Linked DNA regions of Homo sapiens: all the other regions are linked to region 3. The links are chromatin contacts, found by Hi-C or POLR2A ChIA-PET in ENCODE. All regions are on one chromosome and are shown on one strand. Each heading gives the region's core, a stretch centred on a gene start or an enhancer-like site at or near the end of the contact. The rest is flanking DNA. Distances are from core to core; before and after follow the strand shown. Region 1 holds the start of CSK (C-terminal Src kinase). Region 2 holds the start of ARID3B (AT-rich interaction domain 3B). Region 3 holds the start of UBE2Q2 (ubiquitin conjugating enzyme E2 Q2).

Evidence for each region. A loop is a pair of places that touch in the nucleus more often than their neighbours do. ChIA-PET counts read pairs that join two places held with the same protein, here RNA polymerase II (POLR2A). Pooled maps may share reads with other maps.
Region 1: a map with no recorded cell type shows a loop between it and region 3 (3-fold over the local background). The contact joins the promoter of CSK here to the promoter of UBE2Q2 in region 3. A Hi-C loop is called at or near these places in 2 of 37 single-sample maps with no recorded cell type and 5 of 50 pooled maps.
Region 2: a map of CD8-positive, alpha-beta T cell shows a loop between it and region 3 (20-fold over the local background). The contact joins the promoter of ARID3B here to the promoter of UBE2Q2 in region 3. A Hi-C loop is called at or near these places in 1 of 168 maps with a recorded cell type or tissue (CD8-positive, alpha-beta T cell) and 10 of 50 pooled maps. POLR2A ChIA-PET finds 5 or more read pairs at or near these places in 2 of 52 experiments (OCI-LY7 and naive thymus-derived CD4-positive, alpha-beta T cell).

Annotation. Positions count from the first base shown.
Region 1 is chr15:74,780,579-74,783,369 of GRCh38, forward strand. It overlaps CSK (C-terminal Src kinase), which reads left to right and starts at 1,502. Exons shown (of 13, transcript NM_004383.3): 1 at 1,502-2,142. RefSeq lists enhancers at 952-1,071, 1,092-1,161, 2,204-2,779 and silencers at 1,382-1,601, 1,712-1,971.
Region 2 is chr15:74,539,842-74,542,677 of GRCh38, forward strand. It overlaps ARID3B (AT-rich interaction domain 3B), which reads left to right and starts at 1,379. Exons shown (of 9, transcript NM_006465.4): 1 at 1,379-1,489. It overlaps LOC124903528 (a long non-coding RNA gene), which reads right to left and starts at 1,247. Exons shown (of 2, transcript XR_007064719.1): 1 at 1,057-1,247. RefSeq lists enhancers at 635-764, 699-1,240, 815-964, 2,315-2,374 and silencers at 1,265-1,624, 2,141-2,325.
Region 3 is chr15:75,842,197-75,844,896 of GRCh38, forward strand. UBE2Q2 (ubiquitin conjugating enzyme E2 Q2) reads left to right here and starts at 1,251. Exons shown (of 13, transcript NM_173469.4): 1 at 1,251-1,650. The coding sequence starts at 1,471. RefSeq lists silencers at 832-1,011, 1,052-1,191, 1,332-1,411, 1,662-2,061 and an enhancer at 1,333-2,230.

The sequences.
Region 1 (2,791 bases), core at 252-2,751, 1.1 Mb before region 3:
AAAGGACATCCCTCTCCAAAGGGCTGGCTCCAGCTGGGAAACCGGCCTAAGGGTGCCCTGGGTCAGAGGGCCGACCTGTGGTTTTGGGGGCAACTCCTCCTGGCATCCGAGGCTCTTTAAAACAATCTGCAGCCACACTGTCTCCCAGCTCCGTCTCCCACAGGGCTGTTTGCCCTCTTCTCGCTCCCTCGGGCCTCTTCATGCTTATTTTGTGTTCCAAGACTTTGTCAGCATGCCCCACTTCCTCCCCCCCAACCCCAAGAGTGCCTCTTCCCTCTGTCCACCCAAGCCTGACCCTTGCTTCAGGGTCTAGTCCCTAGAAAGTCCCCCACCTTTACCTCCTCCCTACGCTGGAGTCTCTGGTCTCGCCCTCATCACTGTATCCCCATTCTGTTCCCCGGTCTCACCCTCATCACTGCATCCCCATTCTGTTCCCCCGCCACCCTGCACTCTCCCACCCCTGTCATGCCTGAGCACGCTGTCCTCTCCTGTGGCTCAGAGCAGGTCATCTCCCTGCTTTTCGTTAACAGTGATGTAACAGCCCTTGCTTAACGGAGGGCTCCTCACGTGCCAGCTACTGCATACTAAGCACTTTAAACGTATTAACTCATTTCCTCCCCTCCCCACAAAAACTTAAGAAGTCGGTGCCATTATATATCACCTATTTTACCAAATGGGGAAACTAAAGCACAGAGAGGTTAAGTAACTTGCCCAAGGTCACAGAGCTGCTGACAACTTCTTTATTGCCTCCAGGCTGAACATAAACTCCAAGAAAGTCCCATGAGGCTCTTTGGATCTCTTTTGCCCCTGTTGTTTGCAGGAACCCATCTCCCACCACTCTCCCCCACCCACACTGCAAGCGGCAGCCGCCTGAGCTATATTTAGATCCCAGAAGCCACCAAGCTCCCTCCGCACTCCCCGCCCTTGTGCATGCTGTTCCCTCTGCCTGGTCCCGGCTCTGTGAGGTGTGAGGTCTCCCCGTTAGCCCTAGTTTTCTTTCTGCCTCCTGGGAACCGTGTCCACCACCTCTCCACTTTGATCAATTATTTCCTTGCCGTTGTCTGTCGGCCTGTCAGCCTACCCCCACCCGACCGAGAACGCCTTGACGGTAGTGAAATGGTCTTGCCAATAGACTCCAGAGCAGGCTCCGCCACGATGTCAGCGCCAGGAAATGTTGGTGAATGAATGAATGAAGGCTTTCTGCTGCGAATCAGGCCCACTCTCCACAAACAGACCTGAGGAGAGGGGCCCAGGCCCGGCCCCCAGCGCTTCTGCAGCGGGAAAGCTGCGTCCAGAGAAGGCTGGGAGGTTGCTCCCAGGCCGGCTGAGGAGAGACCCTCGGAGCCTTCAACGCAGCCAGGCGGCAAGTGGGGGCAGGGCGTGGGCGCGGACACACCCCCCGCAGTGCCCCCGGCGCCCGGCAGGGGGCGCCGCCCCGCCGGCCCACGCCCCGCCGCGCGCCGGGCAGGCCCCCTCGCGCAGGCGCGCTGCCGCGGGCGGAGGATCCGGGCCGCGCTTCCTCTCGCCAGGCCTGCGAGCTTCCTCCCAGCGGAGCCCTGGGCGAGCCGAGGTTGGCCGCCGCCGCCGCCGAGCCCGCTGCCGCCCTCCCGCTCCTGCCCCACCCGCGCCTTGCCCGGGGGCTTCTGCCGGGGTGGGGTCCGAGCCGGGCGACCGCCCGGCTGCGCCGCCGTCGGGGCCGTAACCCGGCCCGCCGTCCCTCCCGCCCCAGCCAGCCTCTGGCCGCCGGAGCCCGCGGGGCGTGGAGCGCGAGGAGCCCCGCGGCCCCGATCGAGCGTCCGGGGCGGCCCCCGGCAGCCAGCGCGACGTTCCAAAATCGAACCTCAGTGGCGGCGCTCGGAAGCGGAACTCTGCCGGGGCCGCGCCGGCTACATTGTTTCCTCCCCCCGACTCCCTCCCGCCCCCTTCCCCCGCCTTTCTTCCCTCCGCGACCCGGGCCGTGCGTCCGTCCCCCTGCCTCTGCCTGGCGGTCCCTCCTCCCCTCTCCTTGCACCCATACCTCTTTGTACCGCACCCCCTGGGGACCCCTGCGCCCCTCCCCTCCCCCCTGACCGCATGGACCGTCCCGCAGGCCGCTGATGCCGCCCGCGGCGAGGTGGCCCGGACCGCAGTGCCCCAAGAGAGGTGAGTGCCTGGCCGTCCCGGAGTGTCCCCTGGAGGGAAGAGGGTGGAGGTCGCGCGTCTAGTCTCTGTTGCTGCCACTGTCGCGTCCACTCCCATTCCCCTCTTCTCCCACTTCTCCCTTCTCTCCTTTACTCCCTTGCACGGGTTCGAATTCTCCCAGGAGCCACTGTCAGAACCCAAATTGGAAGGGAGTGCATGAGGGAGGTACTGCCCTGCAGCTCCACGGACTCGTCTTCTCGGGTCATCCCGAGTCCCCCCCTCTGTGGAGCTCAGAGTAGGAGGTGGCTGGAGTCTGGAGGAAGAGGATCCGTATGGGCCAGGTCCCTAGAGAGAGTGCTGGACTCCCCTGCCCTTCCCTGTACAGGGCCTCCCCGCAGGTGCCCTGGCTTGCTTGGTTCTGACCCCTCCCTCATTACCCCACCATGACCCTGCGGGCTGCAAGCAAGCCCAGGGCCCAGCCACCTCGGGTGAGCAGTTAGAAGCCCAGGTCCTAGGACTGAGCCTGTCACCCTTGGCCTCTCAGAAGACCAGGCCTAAGCCAAGGGATCTTTGGGTGGGAAACTGGGCAGGCCTTCTGCCCGGGGGGAGGTAACGGAGCATTAGCACCATGCCCCCACCTTCTGGCACCCTGGGCAGCCCATTCTCCTAG
Region 2 (2,836 bases), core at 129-2,628, 1.3 Mb before region 3:
GAGAGGCTGAGGCAGTAGAATTGCTTGAACCCAGGAGGCGGAGGTTGCAGTGAGCTGAGGTTGCGCCACTGCACTCCAGCCTGGGCGACAGAGCAAGACTCCTTCTAAAAAAAAAAAGTGAAATAACAGTAATAACAGTTATGCTGTAATTCTATTTTTTTTGGGGGGGGGGAACAGTGTCTCTGTCACCCAGGCTGGAGTGCAGTGGCACAATCATGGCTCACTGCAACCTCCGCCTCTCCTGGGCTCAGGTGATCTCCCACCTCAGCCTTCCGAGTAGATGGGACCACAGGCATGCGCCAAAACGCCTCATTAAACTTTGTATTTTTTGTAGAGATGGGGTATCGCCTTGTTGCCCAGGCTGCTCTCCAACTACTGGGCCCAAGAGATTCGCCTGCCTCAGCCTTCCAAAGTGCTGAAATTACAGGCGTGAGCTACTGCATCAGGCCTATAATTCAAAAGTAGTCAAGCTGAGAGAATAGCAGGCTGTGGTTGAAAAGAGGGTTGTTCAAATTACTGAGTCGTGACGCGATAGCGTTTGGAGGGACAAGGTCCAGGTTTTAACTGGGATTGGGAGGCTGATATAAGGGTCGCTAAAGACGAGGCCCGATGTTGAATGGGTTGGCCACATAGGCTCTGAAATTATCAAAGATGGTCAGACGGGAGACAGACAAGGAGCTGGATACACAGATCGGCAGATTATCTCCAAACGGGGTGAAGTAGGTGACAGAGTCTAAGGGGAAGGGCTGAAGAAGCAAGTGTTTTTACAAGAGGTGACAGCACCTGGCACATAATCCCGACCTCTGCAAACTGAGACCTGAGAATACTAATTCATGTGAGAAAGTTTCAAGGGACGCAACATTCTCGGGACAGCCAGGTCTCTGTCCCAGGAAGGAGCGGAGAAGTTTAGAGACAAGCTGATCTAAACACGAGAACCTCTGAGGAAGACCGGCTTGAAGGCAGGAGATTGAGGAGGGGACCGAAGCGACGGCAAACCCTACACTCCTCTGCTCTTTAGTTACTTTCCTCCCAGCCAACCGCCCAAGCCACACCAACCTCCGCAATAGAAAACGCTCGGAGAACACGATCTCCCGCCCAGCTCTTTTCAACTCCCCGCGGAAGTGCTCACACCGGAACCCCTCTGTGTCCGCACTTTGCCATTGGCCGAGGCTTCCGCCCGCTTCCATTCGCTTCCTCCCACAACTCAGTCGGGCTGCGCGGTCCGTAGGAGTCACTTCCGCCTCGTCCCACCCCGCCCCCCGGTCCCTTTCTAGCAGCTTCCGGCTTCGGTCCCGCCCCGCCCCCTGTGGCCCCGCCCCGCCCCCGCCCCCGCCCCTGGCTGGCGGTCCAGCCCCGCGGCGCCGCTTCCGGTGCGGGCCCCGCCCCGGCTGTGGCCCCCGGCTGCGGAGGAGTCCGAGACGCAGCTGCCGCGCCGGGGCCTGAGCTGCCGCCTCCTCCGCCGCCCGAAAACCCGGAGTGCCCCGCACAGGTAAGTGGCCCGGGTCCGGGCTCCCTCAGGCATGGCGGGAGAGGAGGCTGCGACAGGTGGAGGGGCCGAGGCCAGGAGCCGAGGCAGGTGTAGAGAGAGAGGGGAATGCGCGAGTCGGGGGCGCGGGGACCGCGAAGGAAAGTGAGAGCGCCGCGGGAGCCCCGAGCGCCCTGTGCCCATTAGGGCATTTGAGATAAAGCGTTTGAGATAAAGCGATGAGAAGGGTGAGGGGCCCTGGAGCTGAGTGGGCGCGCAGATAGGTGGGGCGGGGGCCATCGGAAGAGCCAGCGGATTGGCTGGGAGGGTTGGTAGAGGTAAAAATGATAGGGCTGAATGGGGGGAGGTGAATAAAGAATGGGGGGAGGCGTGCAGGGGTGACCGGGAAGGTGGGCTGTGGGGCTTACAGGGGCCCGGGGCCAAAAGAATCCGGCAGCAAAAGCAGGGGAATGGTCAGCAGGCCGGGTTCAAAGCTGCAGGTAGTCCGTTGTACCCGGCTTGGTGGTCCGGGAACTTTAGGGGAAATGGGGGAGGGGCCCGTGTGAAGGGATGAAGAGGTTTAGATTTGAGACATAAGTTCTCCAAATGTAGGCAGGTGGCATTGTTTGGATCGCTGGCTGCTTAGGGACTGCGGGAAAATGGGCTCTTTGGGGGAGGGTGTGTGTATTGAGTTGTAGAACTGAGTCATCTCAGTCTTACTATAAGAGGCTGTGGGAGGGACACCTCCCCCTCTGCTGGGGACAGCATTCAGAGAAGATGGTGCCACAAGACAAGAAGCAGTTGTTCAGTGACTGGCAGGACTTGGTTGAGAAGTTATTCCGATCGTGATTGATTGACTGTAATGACTATGAGGACATTTAAAATGAACACCGAATTATTTGCTTTATTCTGTAATTTTCTTTGACCCAAATTGTTTTCATTTTAAATGAACACTTTTGCCAACTGAATTTAATGTGGATGTAAATCTTGTCATGCTTTTTTACACTGTAAGAAGAGCTAAAGCAGAATGAAAGTATTGCTGCAAGCGTAACTCACACTTTCTGAAGTGCCAAGAGAGGAAGTAAAGGCAGTAAGAGGCAAATTGGAATGCGAATCTTTCACAGAACACAAAAGGCACAAACAGGGCTATAAGATAAACAGAAAATGAGAATTTTTAATCTCTACTAATTGGCCTAGCTTTAAAAATTGTACCCTTTTTTACTCTAACCTGGAAAAAATCTTAAATCCAAGCAGTTTTTATTGCTGAAGATGTGATTACTTCTCCGTGAATTTTTGAAGATACTAAAGACACTTTGTTTTTTGTCTTTCGACCCAATCCTAAAACACTGGAACAATGCAGATATCAAGTCC
Region 3 (2,700 bases), core at 1-2,500:
TGGGAGCACTGTGCAACTACATAGGTTGGACGCATATGCAGCTGGTCCTGCCTCTTGCACTTACGATTGCACACACTATTGTCTGCCAAATTGGGATGTATTCCTTTGGACTGCTATCCAGACCTTTATTCATTTTTTGAGCACCTACAATGTGCCAGGAATTGTGCTAGTGGTGGGGATTCCAGATAAGAGCGAGCATTCAATTCAATCATATCGGGTTTCTACTATATAACAGGTCTTGTTCTAGGTCCTGGGGATACAGCTCTGAACACATTAACACGGGGCAGAGACAAGGAATAAATGGGTTAAAGATCAGATAGTGACAGGTGCCCAACAAAAACTTAGCACAGGACGATGTGACACAGGGTGACTATTTGAAATGGGTTGTGGTGGGGGGTGCCGGAGATGATATTTGAGCTATGAGTTTAGTGAAAATAGTGGGCAGCCCTAGCTCCATGGGGGTGTGGGTGGGGAGGGTTATCTTAAGCTTGGGAAACAAGGCAAAATAAGGAAAGGGGGGAGAGAGAGACTATATACGGCAGAGTGAACACAGGTGGTAGCTAAGGGAAGGGATGAAATCATGGGACACCTCCAGGCAACAGCCTCCAGGGGCTAAACCATCGTCTTGGGTAAATGGATGGTTTGAGAGCAAAGGCGGGAGCAGCGAGTCCGGTGAGAAGGTCCTCACAGGAACCCAGGCTGGTGAGAAGGTCCTCACAGGAACCCAGGCTAGCGAAGCGGTGGCTCGGACTAGGGTGAAAGTAGCGGAGGTAACGCTGGGTGAGCCGCACCCGCGTCTCCCACGAGGTCCCCCCAGTGAGGTTAGCGGGTGCCGCGCCGAGCGCCAAGCTGAGGAGCCGCCCCCAGGGGCTGGCGCTAGTCTGCAGCGGCGCCGACGTGGCCGGCGCGATCCGCCACGCACGTGTCCGGCTCCAGGCCGGGGGCGGGGGCGCGCGGGGGTCTCCGGCTCCTCCCCGACTTCTGGGGCCCGGGCGCCAGCTGGCCCCGAGCCTCCAGTCCGCGGGTGCGAAGAACGGAGCAGATGGGTCGGGAACAAGGGAGCTGGGTCAAGGCGAGGAGGGGGCGGCCGGGCGCGCGCGCTCTGGCCTCGTGCACGCGCTGAAACCGGAGCGCGCAGGGCGCGCCAGGGTGAGGGGGACGGGGGCGGGGTGGGGGCAGCCCTTTCCCAGGCGGTAGCGGGGGCGGCGTCGCTGTTGCCCTTTTAAGCCGCGGGGCCGCCGCCTCCTGCCGCTGGAGTCGGTTACAAAGGAAGCGCCACCCAGGCCGCCACACGCCGAGGCTTCCGCGCCCCTCGCCATTTTCCAGCAGCGCTCGACGAGGCGGAGCCGCGAGAGCGCGGCCCAGGCCGGCCCCGCGGGGCGGTCGCGGCCGTGACGGCGGCTCCGGGCCCGGCTCCCCTTCCGCGCCCGGCTCCCCTTCCGCGCCCCTCCCGCCGGAGATGAGGGGAAGATGTCCGTGTCAGGGCTCAAGGCCGAGCTGAAGTTCCTGGCGTCCATCTTCGACAAGAACCACGAGCGATTCCGCATCGTCAGTTGGAAGCTGGACGAGCTGCACTGCCAGTTCCTGGTGCCGCAGCAGGGCAGCCCGCACTCGCTGCCGCCGCCACTCACGCTCCACTGCAACATCACGGTGAGGCGCCCGGCCGCGGCCCCGCGGGGCAGGGCGAGGACGGAGAGGGGGCGCTTCGAGTCCCGGGACAAAGGGGAGCCTGCCCCGGAGAGGCTCCGGCTCCCCGGGCGGGGCAGGCCCGCCCCTTTCCCCCGCGACTTGCCCATCCCAGGCCGGGCTGGGACTGCGCGAGGCTTGGGTGGGAGGAGGCGGAGGGCGCGTCTTTCCGGCTTCTCGCCAGGGGCTGGCTTGGGGGCTTCTGGCCCATCTCGGTCCCCGTCTCCTAGCCCCGAGGGGGGAGTCCGCGGCGGCCCAAGCCCTTGTGGGGTCCATGGCCGCCCTCAGCCGGCCTGCTCCCGGGACCGGGGCGGGGCGGGGCGGGGCGGCGCAGCTCCGGCTGTTGTTTGAGCCCAGGCCGGCAAGGGGAACGGCCCTTAAGTTTTAACGCCTCATTTTTCAGTCGGATTTTCCTTCTTCCCGCTTGTTCAGCCAATTGTTTTTAAGTTTGCGTTTAAGGAGAAACTGACAATGAGAATGGACTCGTTGACGGAGGAAAAGTTGGAATGCAGACTCTGGTGCTGTTTGAGCGACCCCTCTCCCCCGGGCCTGGCTGCGCGCTGCTGTGTTCTGGAAAGGAGCATAGTACCGTCGTTGCGGCAGGTGGTGTTGAGTGTGTATTCGTGTGGCCCCTCCCTTGTGTGTAAGCCTCGAAAATGGATAGGTGAAAGGAGATACGCGCCAGGGCTGCTCCCCGGAAAGATCACGTATGTCACAAAGCCGAAAAGACACTTTTAAAAACTCACTCATTAAGCGGAAATCTCATTAGAAACCCAAGGCTTGGTAAAGGAATTGAAGTATTAAGTTTCTCCATAAAAGTGTATCGTGAAGCTATTCGTCGTGAAATTGATGTAGGATATTGGTCCAAACTGCAGAATATTCTCTTGGTTATAATAGGCGTCAAGGTGGTGGCTTCGGGCTCCTTTTCAAACATGGCTAAAACCAAGTCTTGTTTTTAACTCCCTTTGGTTGAGTCAGTGGGTACTCAAGTGCCTGCAGGGTGGCTGGCGTTTG